Linked DNA regions of Homo sapiens: regions 1 and 2 are each linked to region 3. A link is a contact called in ENCODE Hi-C or POLR2A ChIA-PET data. All regions are on one chromosome and are shown on one strand. Each heading gives the region's core, a stretch centred on a gene start or an enhancer-like site at or near the end of the contact. The rest is flanking DNA. Distances are from core to core; before and after follow the strand shown. Region 1 overlaps LIPC (lipase C, hepatic type). Region 2 overlaps LIPC (lipase C, hepatic type). Region 3 overlaps ADAM10 (ADAM metallopeptidase domain 10).

Evidence for each region. Hi-C counts contacts between places; a loop is a spot of excess contacts on that map. ChIA-PET counts read pairs that join two places held with the same protein, here RNA polymerase II (POLR2A). Pooled maps may share reads with other maps.
Region 1: a map of naive thymus-derived CD4-positive, alpha-beta T cell shows a loop between it and region 3 (2.7-fold over the local background). The contact joins two enhancer-like sites. A Hi-C loop is called at or near these places in 6 of 168 maps with a recorded cell type or tissue (heart left ventricle, left cardiac atrium, mammary epithelial cell and 1 more), 1 of 37 single-sample maps with no recorded cell type and 7 of 50 pooled maps. POLR2A ChIA-PET finds 5 or more read pairs at or near these places in 1 of 52 experiments (Caco-2).
Region 2: a pooled map shows a loop between it and region 3 (2.0-fold over the local background). The contact joins two enhancer-like sites. A Hi-C loop is called at or near these places in 2 of 168 maps with a recorded cell type or tissue (PC-9 and natural killer cell) and 3 of 50 pooled maps. POLR2A ChIA-PET finds 5 or more read pairs at or near these places in 4 of 52 experiments (Caco-2, OCI-LY7, WTC11 and 1 more).

What each region holds. Positions count from the first base shown.
Region 1 is chr15:58,456,373-58,459,772 of GRCh38, reverse strand. The region is part of intron 1 of LIPC (lipase C, hepatic type); the gene reads right to left. All of the region lies in intron 2 of LIPC-AS1 (LIPC antisense RNA 1), which reads left to right. Among named protein-coding and RNA genes, the nearest start is that of LIPC, 26 kb to the right of the region's middle. RefSeq lists a silencer at 1,456-1,515. Within about 2 kb of position 2,117, at least 6 of the 41 ENCODE cell types and tissues checked have a DNase peak (open chromatin) inside an H3K27ac peak, as active enhancers do.
Region 2 is chr15:58,472,177-58,475,523 of GRCh38, reverse strand. All of the region lies in intron 1 of LIPC (lipase C, hepatic type), which reads right to left. The region is part of intron 2 of LIPC-AS1 (LIPC antisense RNA 1); the gene reads left to right. Among named protein-coding and RNA genes, the nearest start is that of LIPC-AS1, 25 kb to the left of the region's middle. Within about 2 kb of position 1,608, at least 10 of the 41 ENCODE cell types and tissues checked have a DNase peak (open chromatin) inside an H3K27ac peak, as active enhancers do; they include natural killer cell, where a contact is called at or near this core.
Region 3 is chr15:58,627,270-58,630,347 of GRCh38, reverse strand. It overlaps ADAM10 (ADAM metallopeptidase domain 10), which reads left to right. Exons shown (of 16, transcript NM_001110.4): 10 at 2,465-2,648. Among named protein-coding and RNA genes, the nearest start is that of ADAM10, 120 kb to the left of the region's middle. Within about 2 kb of position 1,712, at least 5 of the 41 ENCODE cell types and tissues checked have a DNase peak (open chromatin) inside an H3K27ac peak, as active enhancers do; they include natural killer cell, where a contact is called at or near this core.

The DNA.
Region 1 (3,400 bases), core at 868-3,367, 170 kb after region 3:
CCCGTGCAGGCGTCCTTGGGGACGGGTGTGGATTCCTTCCTGTGACAGCTGCAGAAGCCACCAGAACACGGTGCAGAGCACGAGGCTGATTTTCAATCCCAGTGTGGGCCACACCCTATGTGGGGGGAGTGTTTGCTTTTCCATAAATGTAAAAATTGCTTAATATGACTCCAGAGAAGACTAAACACCTGTTTGCTGGTGGACTCTCTCTCGTTTATTTTTTCTGTTTTCAGGAGCGGGTGGGACTTCCTCCAGAAACTGCTGGTTTCCTGAAAATCTGGACCATGCCTGAGACTTTTTTATGAACTTTTAGCTTTGTTTTGATTTATTTATTTATTGTGAGCTCTCTAAGGGACATCAAAAAAAAAAAAGAAAGAAAAAAGTCGATTCTCCAAAAGATTTTCACTCAAGCTTAGCAAAGGACAGAACTACAATGTCACCAGCAAATGTTTGCCCCTCACTGAGCATTCTCCAAAGTGAGGTCTCTAAAAAGACACTGTCTATGTCACTTCCTGCTTGCTGGGAAAAGCCAAAGTTTCACTAGGCTTTGACCCAGAGGTCGTCTTGCAGTGAGGGAGGCCATCTCCTCCTGATGTCCACTGGGCCTTTGGTTTTCAATGACTGAAAGCTGTTTTTGTCCCAGCAGAACTACAAAATACATACCTCACCTAAAAAAATAGGAGGCATGACTACCATCTCTCCCTCTTGGAATGTATTGCACCTATAGCCAAGGGGAGATGTATAGCCTTCTCAATGTTCTATGACCTAGCACCTTTTTCTCTTAAATATTCACTAGAAAACTAATAAAGCCATGGACATACTCTGATGTTATCGATGGCAGATTTTGGGGTTGACCTAATGTACTTTTTCCCCACTTAACGCACAACTTAATCATCTCCTGAGGAACAAAGAGATGGTGGCAAAAAACCCTCTGTAAAACCTTTTTCCTGTTCCACTGGGAAACCAGGATCAAGGACAAGGGACAGGAATGGTGCAGGGACAGGAGCTAGTTGTATAAGATGTGTAATTTTGAGGGGCAGAGGGGTGACCAGATTCTGCTGGCAAGGGCTGAGAAACAGGGAGTTCTTTGGTTTCTGATGGGGAAAGAAACCATAGAGTGTTATTTAGCCCTGTTGGAAAGCTGGTCTCTGAAAACTGAAAGCACCCAAGATAACGGGGATAAAGATGGGAAAAGGTTAGAGGTGGGAAGGGTTAGAGGTTGCAAAGCCTCAAGTAAGACTTATTCTTTGGGTGGTGTCATTCTAAATGTTTTGACTTGGAGGAAAGAGCTGGGAATGAGGACAATGTCCCTGCTATTATAACAGCAGCATATGCACCAACATAAAGAAAAATCCTGTTTAAGAAAAACCTGCCTGGGCTGTGCTTTAATTGCAAGAGGTAGAAGGACGTGGTGGGGGAGGCTCAGCTGCTGGTCTAACAATAGCATAAGCCGACCTTGCTCAGGGGAAGTCCATTGCTAAACTTCAAAGTTCAGTCTGTGAACTTCACATTTAGGAAGCACTTCCTGATGACCTCATTTAAAATTTTATTCTTCCAAGGGACACAGTACAGAATATATGGACTTACATTTTTTTTTTTTCTCCAGCAATTTCCCTGCTTCTGTAGGAGTAAAAAAACGGAAACAGGTGCTTATGTATTTATTTTTAAAGCTCCCTAGCTACTAAGGACAGCAAGGACTTTTGCCATTTAATTTTTGTTATTGTCTAGCTCATGAAAATGTATTTCTTAATCCTCCAGCTACACATATTCCTGATGAGAAAAAGTATAAACTGGTATGTCCTATGCACTCTAGGAGCCCTTGATTTAAGACTAACCACACGGCATGTACACAGACAGCCATGTAGAAAATGCCTGCAGAGCCAGCATCAGGGGCAGGATGGAGACATGGGCCCGGGATAGAGTGGAAAAGGAATTGTGTGAATCACGGAGGTGGACAAGTGTTTATGTACAAGATGGAAATCCTTACCATATATCCAGTTCAGTCAGGTTTATGTGAAGGAAATGACCAAGCCAGTGCTACTTGCTCTTTCGATTACCAAATGGGATTGCTTGGCTGGTTTAGGGAGAATAAACACAATAATAGTGAAAGTAGTTGACCACAAAATGATGCGGCCTGAGTCATAGAAAGCTTTATGGAGAAGATAGCATCTGAAGGTCCCATTCAGCAATGGGTGGGGCAGAAGTGGTCTTACATGCTGAGGGGATGTGGGGCACAGAGAAACAAGGACTGCTGCTGCAGCTCTGCCCTGAAGGAGCCAAGTGGCATATCGTAAACGGGGTGCCTTGTAGGCCTTCTTGCTGTCCACAGGTAAATTTGAGGAGTGCTTAGAATACGTCATGTCTGCCGGGCGCGGTGGCTCACGCCTGTAATCCCAGCACTTTGGGAGGCTGAAGCGGGCAGATCACCTGAGGTCGGGAGTTTGAGACCAGCATGACCAAAGTGGAGAAACCCTGTCTCTGCTAAAAATACAAAAATTAGCCAGGCGTGGTGGTGCCTGCCTGTAATCCCAGCTACTCAGGAGGCTGAGACAGGAGAAATGCTTGAACCCGGGAGGTGGAGGTTGTGGTGAGCCAAGATCGCACCTTTGCACTCCATTCTGGGCAACAAGAGTGAAACTCCGTCTCAAAAAATAATAAAAAAATCATGTTTTCGAAGCCAAGGGCTGCTCAGCCCACATCGCCCAGTGCTGTTTTGGCCTTGTCTGATGATACCTGCATGCTGACAAAGGAGGTGCCCGGCCCTGGGCATCATCTCTGCTGGAGCCTAGTTCTCACTTAGCTCTGTTTCCCTGGGTATGCCACTTGACCTCCATAGTTTCTATTTTCTTATTAGTAAAATAAACGAGTTGAGCGAGATGTTCTCTAGAATAACTTCTGTTTTTCCCATTCTACGCATGGTAAAGTATACTTAAACATATGTACATATTTCTTTAGTTGGGAAAACAGCAGTGGTGAAGCCCTAAAAAGACAGAGGACCTCTCGTTTTCCCCAATTTGTTGCCTTTATGAATGTGATGGGTTGCGGGGGACATTTGCAAAGAGAGACCAGACATCTACCTGAGGCTATGAGGTAGCGGGCAGATCCCCAGTGTGGACAGGGCTACTTAGGCCCATGGGGGCAGGAGGCCTTAGCATTGGCTACCCATGTGCTCCTGCAGTCCTCCTAGGAGGGAGTGACACCCCTAGTCTCTATTCACCCCCCAGCACCTCCCTCCAGGGGCCTCTGGGCTGCATCAGGGGAGATGTGCCCTGTCCTTAGCTATGGCTTCAGGTTTGGCTCAGTGCTTTTTGCCCTTCATACTGGAAAAGCTTATTTTTCCCCATGAATATCAAAGTAATACAACTTCAGAACAACAGGAAGGTACAGAAAGCATTGAGGA
Region 2 (3,347 bases), core at 359-2,858, 150 kb after region 3:
AGATCTGATGGAGAGAAGGTAATAGTTGAGTTGGGTGTTGAAAGAACGGGAGTGTGTTGGGCAGAGGCAGGGAAAAGGTATATTCAGGACACTGCAGGACACTGGAGATGGTCAAGAGGCAGATGGTGAAGGGCCTGGGTGGCCGGGCTGTCTGCCTTTTCTATGGAGGCCACAGAATCTTTTGACAGATCTTGAGCAGGGAAGAAACATGATTACCTTTGCCTCTTAGAAGGATCACCTGGATTATGGTGTGGAAGATGGAGGGGAGAGGGCAGCCAGCTTCAAGCCTGTTGTTGTGGGAGCACAGGCCAGACACTGAAGAGGGCAGTGGCAATGGAGGGGAGCCAGGGGACACATTTGAGAGACAGACAGGAGAAAAAGCCAGCTGGACTTCCTGACCACATGAGGTGGGGGAAGGAGAGAGAAGCCCACAGTAACTTCCCCTGTGGGAAATTCTGACTTGGGGAAGGCCTCTCAGGGTGAGGGCTGAGAAGGGGCCACCACAGGTGGCATTTGAGAACTCATTGGTTTCCTTAGAAAATAGGTGGAGGGATGGTAGCTGGAGATGTGTCCTCTCCTTTGGTCACTGGACAGAGGCCCAGAATCCACGAGGACCTAGCAGCAGTTGCTCTCTGGGATGGGGCAGGTCAGGAGGCTCATTGGCTAGTTGTACTTGCCTCCATGCAGGAGTAGCTTTGAGAAGCCAGGGGCAGCTGGGAGGGCCATGAGTGGAGGAGAATTGCATGCTGAGAGGAGAGCTGAGGTCTCTGAGGATGCTCACCCTGGGCAGAGAGGCCAGGGAACGACCTCGAAGGTTGTCACCCTCAGGGATCCTGCGTACCTCCACGCAGGGATGCTCACTGTGTTCCCCAAGGTCAAACTGATTTGGGCTCAACGTAGGGGAGACCTTGTTTCCTCCTCTACAAAATGCTGATAAATTACCTACATCAAAGATGGTGGAGGGTGGAATGTGAAATTCGTGAAAAGCCTCTTTTTTTTTTTTTTTTTTTCCTGAGACAGGGTCTAGCTCTGTTGCCTAGGTTTGAGTGCAGTGGTGCAATCATGGCTCACTGCAGCCTTGACCTTCTGATCCTCTTGCCTCAGCCTCCCAAGTAAGTAAGTGGGACCACAGGTGGGACCATCAAGCCCAGCTAAATTTTGTATTTTTTTGTGGAGATGGGGTCTCTTTATATTGCCCGGCTGGTCTCAAACTTCTGGGCTCAAGTGAATCACCCTGCTTGGGCCCCCAAAGTGTTGGGATTACAGGCATGAGCCACAGTGGCCCACGTAAAGCCTTTTTACTGCCCCCAGCAGAGAGGATGCACTTCCCAGGGGTGAGATGCCCCTGAAGAAACCGTCCCCTCTTCCCCCACCAAAGGGCCTAGTCCCCTGGAGATTTCAGCAAAGGAGGGTTGGTTGCTTGATGATTGATGTAGAAGGGCTTTGGACCAAGTAACTTAGATGTTACTTTCTCACAGTACGTCTTTGCTGAGTGGGCACATGTACCTGATGTGGCTGCAATGTGTTTTGGCTGAAAATGAGTCATTAATAAAAAAGGTGGGGAGTTTCCTTACCTGGTTTGCTTCAACACAAGATAAGGAATGCAAAACAGCTATAGTCTGGCAGGAAAACTGGACTGAGTGGACTAGCTTGGGGATCGTCAAGACTCTTGATCTTATTGGAGGCAGCTTGGTACATTGCAATGAGGGGGAGATTTGGGATCAGGGAACCTGGGATGGAGCCATGTCTTTCTCCCTTCCCAGCTGTGTAACCTTGGACAAGTCACTTAACCTCCAAGACTCACTTTCCTCCTTCATCAAGTGCTGTGTGAAGAATGCAGGAGAGTGATTTAAGCAAAGCCCCCTAACTGCCTGGCGTCTAGTAAGTACACAGGTAATTTTAGCCAAATCTATAGCTGAACCAGCCGATGCCAGAAAGATATTAACTGGAGCAGTTTTTTCTCCTCCTACCTCCCTGCTGCGTCTTCCTATGCTGTCCCCAGACATTTCCCCTGGAGTTGTGTCTGTGGGTTGTCATTTTGTCTGCTTGCCTTTCATCCTCCAAACGTCTTGTTAATCGCACAGGAAGTGGGTGGGTAATGGGCTTCTCTGTTGTTCCACTGGCCTCCCATTGAGTCTTACAGTTTTGCTTTCCTCACCACGAGGGCTTCTCACACCCTCTAATGACTGTTTTCCTTTCGGAAATGGCATATTTTTAGACAAAAAGCATTTCCTGGGGCTCATCACTGATTCCCTGGCAGATCTCTGACTTCTCAGCAATTTTCCCTGCTTCTCTCTGGTCACATAAAACCCACCCTGGCAGCATAAACATAGGAAATGCAGGAAACACAGGCCCCCAGCAGCCTTCACTACTCTGAGCCAATACCCAGTGCTGATCCTTGGTTGAGGCATGAGGTCCCAGCTGCTGGGACTGCAGAGGCTGTTGCTTCTGGCTGCCGTCCTCCCCCTCCCCAGCTGTCCAGGCGTCCAGCTCCCCTCTGCCAGTGCTAGAGGGTAGGGTGGTAGTGTTTTCAAAGTTAACAAAACCATGCCCCTTTCTGAGTGAAACCCAAGTTCAGATGATTCCCTTCCCCTCTTAGTAACAGCCGTAGTCAGACACACCTGGGTTTGAGTCATGGCTTAGCCCTTGGCTAGCTTGAATGCTCTAAGCCTCAGTTTCTTGGTAAAATGGGGGCAATACTAGCAAACCTCATAAGGCCGTTGTGAAGACAACATGGAATACAGTGGGTGAGTACAATGCTTAGCCCCATGCCTGGCACTTACTTGCCTTTATTTTTTCTGATCTAAATTATTACAATGATTTAATTATAATTTTAAATTTATACAATTTGTTTTATAATTCTTTAAATATAATTATATCTATTTTCCCTCTCCCACAGGCTGTGAGCCCCTTGAGGGAAGGGGCAAGATTTTTTTTTTTTTTTTTTGAGACAAGAGTCTCACTCTCTTGCCCAGGCTGGAGTGCAGTGACAGGATCTTGGCTCACTGCAACCTCCATCTCCCAGGATCAAGTGATTCGCATGCCTCAGCTTCCTGAGTAGTTGGGATTACAGGCGCATGCTACCACACTTGGCTAACTTTTGTATGTTTTGGTAGAGACAGGGTTTCACCATGTTGGTCAGGCTGGTCTTGAACACCTGGCCTCATGTGATTCACCTCCCTCGGCCTCCCAAAGTGCCGGGGTTACAGATGTAATCCTGCTAAGATTTCTTTTTTTTTTTTTTTTTTTTTTTGAGACCAAATGTCACTCTGTTGCCCAGGGTGGAGTGCAATGGTGCAATCTTTGCTCATTGCAACCTCTGCCTCCCAGGTTCAAGTGATTGTCCT
Region 3 (3,078 bases), core at 463-2,962:
CCTCCGCTAGGAAGTCAGTTCCTTCCCATGTCTGCCTGTTGAAATCTTGATCCGTGTTGTTATATGATGTAAATGAATATGGCCCTTAATAAAAATTAAGAAAATATGACCATCATAGTTTTATTTATAATACCAAAAAGTTTTAAGCAGCCTAGATGGCCCTACAGTATGAAAATACCACGGAATGCTCTGCAGTCATTTAAATACCAAGTTTTGCAGTGCTCATTTTATACTGTTAAGCTGAAAGAAAGGTGTGTATAACTGTACACATGGAGGGTAGCTGTGGTGACTCACACCTGTAATCCCAGCACTTTGGGAGGCCGAGGTGGGCAGATTGCTTGAGCCCAGGAGTTCGAGACCAGCCTGGGCAACATGGCGAAACCCCGTCTCTACCAAAAATACACACAAAAACAATTAGCTGGGTGTGCTGGACTGCACCTGTAGTCCCAGCTACTCGAGAAGCTAAGGTCGGGGAGGATGACTTGAGTCCAAGGTTGCAGTGAGCCAGGATCACGCCACTACACTCCAGCCTGGGGGACAGAGTGAGACTCTGTCTCAAAAAAAAAAGTTATAACTGTACACATGGTATAGTCCAAATTTTAAATTAAAATGTGATACAGCTAGATATAAGTCAGATAGGAAATAGATCAAAATTTTAATAGTTATAGTGCATGGTAGATTATGATTGAATTTTTATTTATGCATTTTTGTTTTCTTAATTTTCTTTCTTATAGTTAGACAAATTTTTCTGTTTTCTTGTCACAAAGATTATAGTTTCTTAGTGAAACGCTTCTCTTGATTTGAACTCTGAATACTTGTGCGAGTCCAGTCAAGATGGCCTTTATGTTCTGTTTTGTGTTTTGCTTATTCATGTGCTTGTTTTATTCGTTATCTGAGGATGGCAAATAGCTGGCATGCTTGCTTACAACCTGTTTCCCCTTCTATTCCTGTTAATGGTGATCTATTGTAATATCTCCTGGCCTAGTAAAATAATAATTGACTAGCAATATCTGTAATGGATTTATGCAGCAGCAAGTCAGACTAAGCAGTTATGTCAAGATTTGCTATCATTTAAAAATAGAAGGTAAGTGCCTTGAAGGCTAGGGATAATACTTTTCTCATCTTTATATTTTTATATTTTAGTGCCTCCTTTTATAGCACTGGACATTCATTAATATTTACTGAATTGAAAAGTGGCAAGATATTCTGTGATGACATCAAGAGTTATACAGAATTGGGATTTTTTTCTTTCCTTTCTAAAACTCTAATGCTGAGAATAATTCTAGTGCTACACCTTTTTCAGAAACTGAGTTGAATTTTATAGGTTGAAAACATAAAGCAAGATAATATTGGTGAATAGTATAGAGTTGCTAAATGCTGCATCTAGATTCAGAAGAAAGGCAAGAGGTATCAGGAAGAATAAAGGTGATAGTAGAGGACACATTTTTTAATTTAACAGTTGCCTCAGAAGAGGGAATAGAAAATGAAAGTAACTTAGTTGGGCTCTAGGAAAAAACAGAACGTCCTTGGGCAGTCTTTTTCTTTCTTGAGAGTGGGGTTGTTGGGTATTTAAAACAAGATTTTAATTAAATAGCACAATTACTCTAGTGTCCAGTGTTTTTTGCCCCTTCTGATGTGTTCTGAATTGTTTGAGGGGCATTGTGAGGGTTGTTTTAGTGCATATCCCCAGGATGGTAGGGGCTGCTGGGATCTGGTAGTAGTGTTCTGTTGCTTGGTCTCATAAGCATTACTTTGAGAAAATTCAGGGAGCTATGCTGTATGTATCTGACTCTTCAATAAAATTTATCAAAACCGAACACCACTTATGTGCATTTATATGTTACGTGTACACAGAACTCTGTTTATTTGGCAAAGCAGTATTTTGGTTTTATCTCTAGGCTTTTACCATTTTTCATTTAAAAATATATCATTGTGTTTCTGTTCCTAGTCAGCATTTTTACTTACCTTTCCTATATATTGGCTATTAAGTTAGCTGTCTTAGATTCCTGTTCTGTGTGTATTTAGCCCCATGTCAGTCTCTTGATTCTTTTGTCTTTCCCCACCTCTGTCTTCTCTGAACTATTCATAACATGTAATTTAACATATGTGTTAGAGACTATTTAGTAGTTTTAAAGTAGTTTATTTTACTGTTACTAGTTTTAAAAGTATGTGAGCTTATTTTTAATAGACTTTTATGACAGTCTGTCCTCAATTCTAGTCCCTGCTTACAAAGCTATAAATTGTTATGGCTAGACCTCCACTGATTTTCCTCCTTTTCTAAGACAGTGACCCCTAAAAGAGCAAATTCTTTTCCTACTCAAGGTGTAAAACAATTGTAAGATCCTTTTTAAAGGAGAGTCCACAAGCTTCCATTGTTTTCCTGATGAGAACATTACGTTTAATCAGTTGACCTGAAAACCTTATTTTACTTCCTGTTTATGTAACTTTATATTCTTTTTGACAGCATGATTCTGGAACAGAGTGCACACCAGGAGAATCTAAGAATTTGGGTCAAAAAGAAAATGGCAATTACATCATGTATGCAAGAGCAACATCTGGGGACAAACTTAACAACAATAAATTCTCACTCTGTAGTATTAGAAATATAAGCCAAGTTCTTGAGAAGAAGAGAAACAACTGTTTTGTTGGTATGTATATTTTCCTAACGTTTTGTTATGAACATTTTCAAACATTCAGACAACTTGAAAGAATTCTATAGTGATTACTGACATACCCACCACCTGCATTTTACTATTGCTAACACTTTGCTGTATTCCCTTTATCTCGTTATTTCTTAATCTTGCCATCTCTCAATTCATGTTTTATTGCAATTTAAAGTAAGTTGCAGCCATCAGTATACTTCACACCTAAACATTTTAGTCTGCAAATCATTAACTAGAGTTCAATATTGTTTATAGTTCTTTTTCTGTTTTCTGCATAAGTGAAATGCACAAATTTTAAGTGCATCATTTGATGAGTTTTGACAGATGCATTTACCTTTGTAAACTACCTATCAAGATACAGGACATTTCTGTCACCCCGGAACTTTCTTTTATCACCCTTCCCAATCAGGCTCTG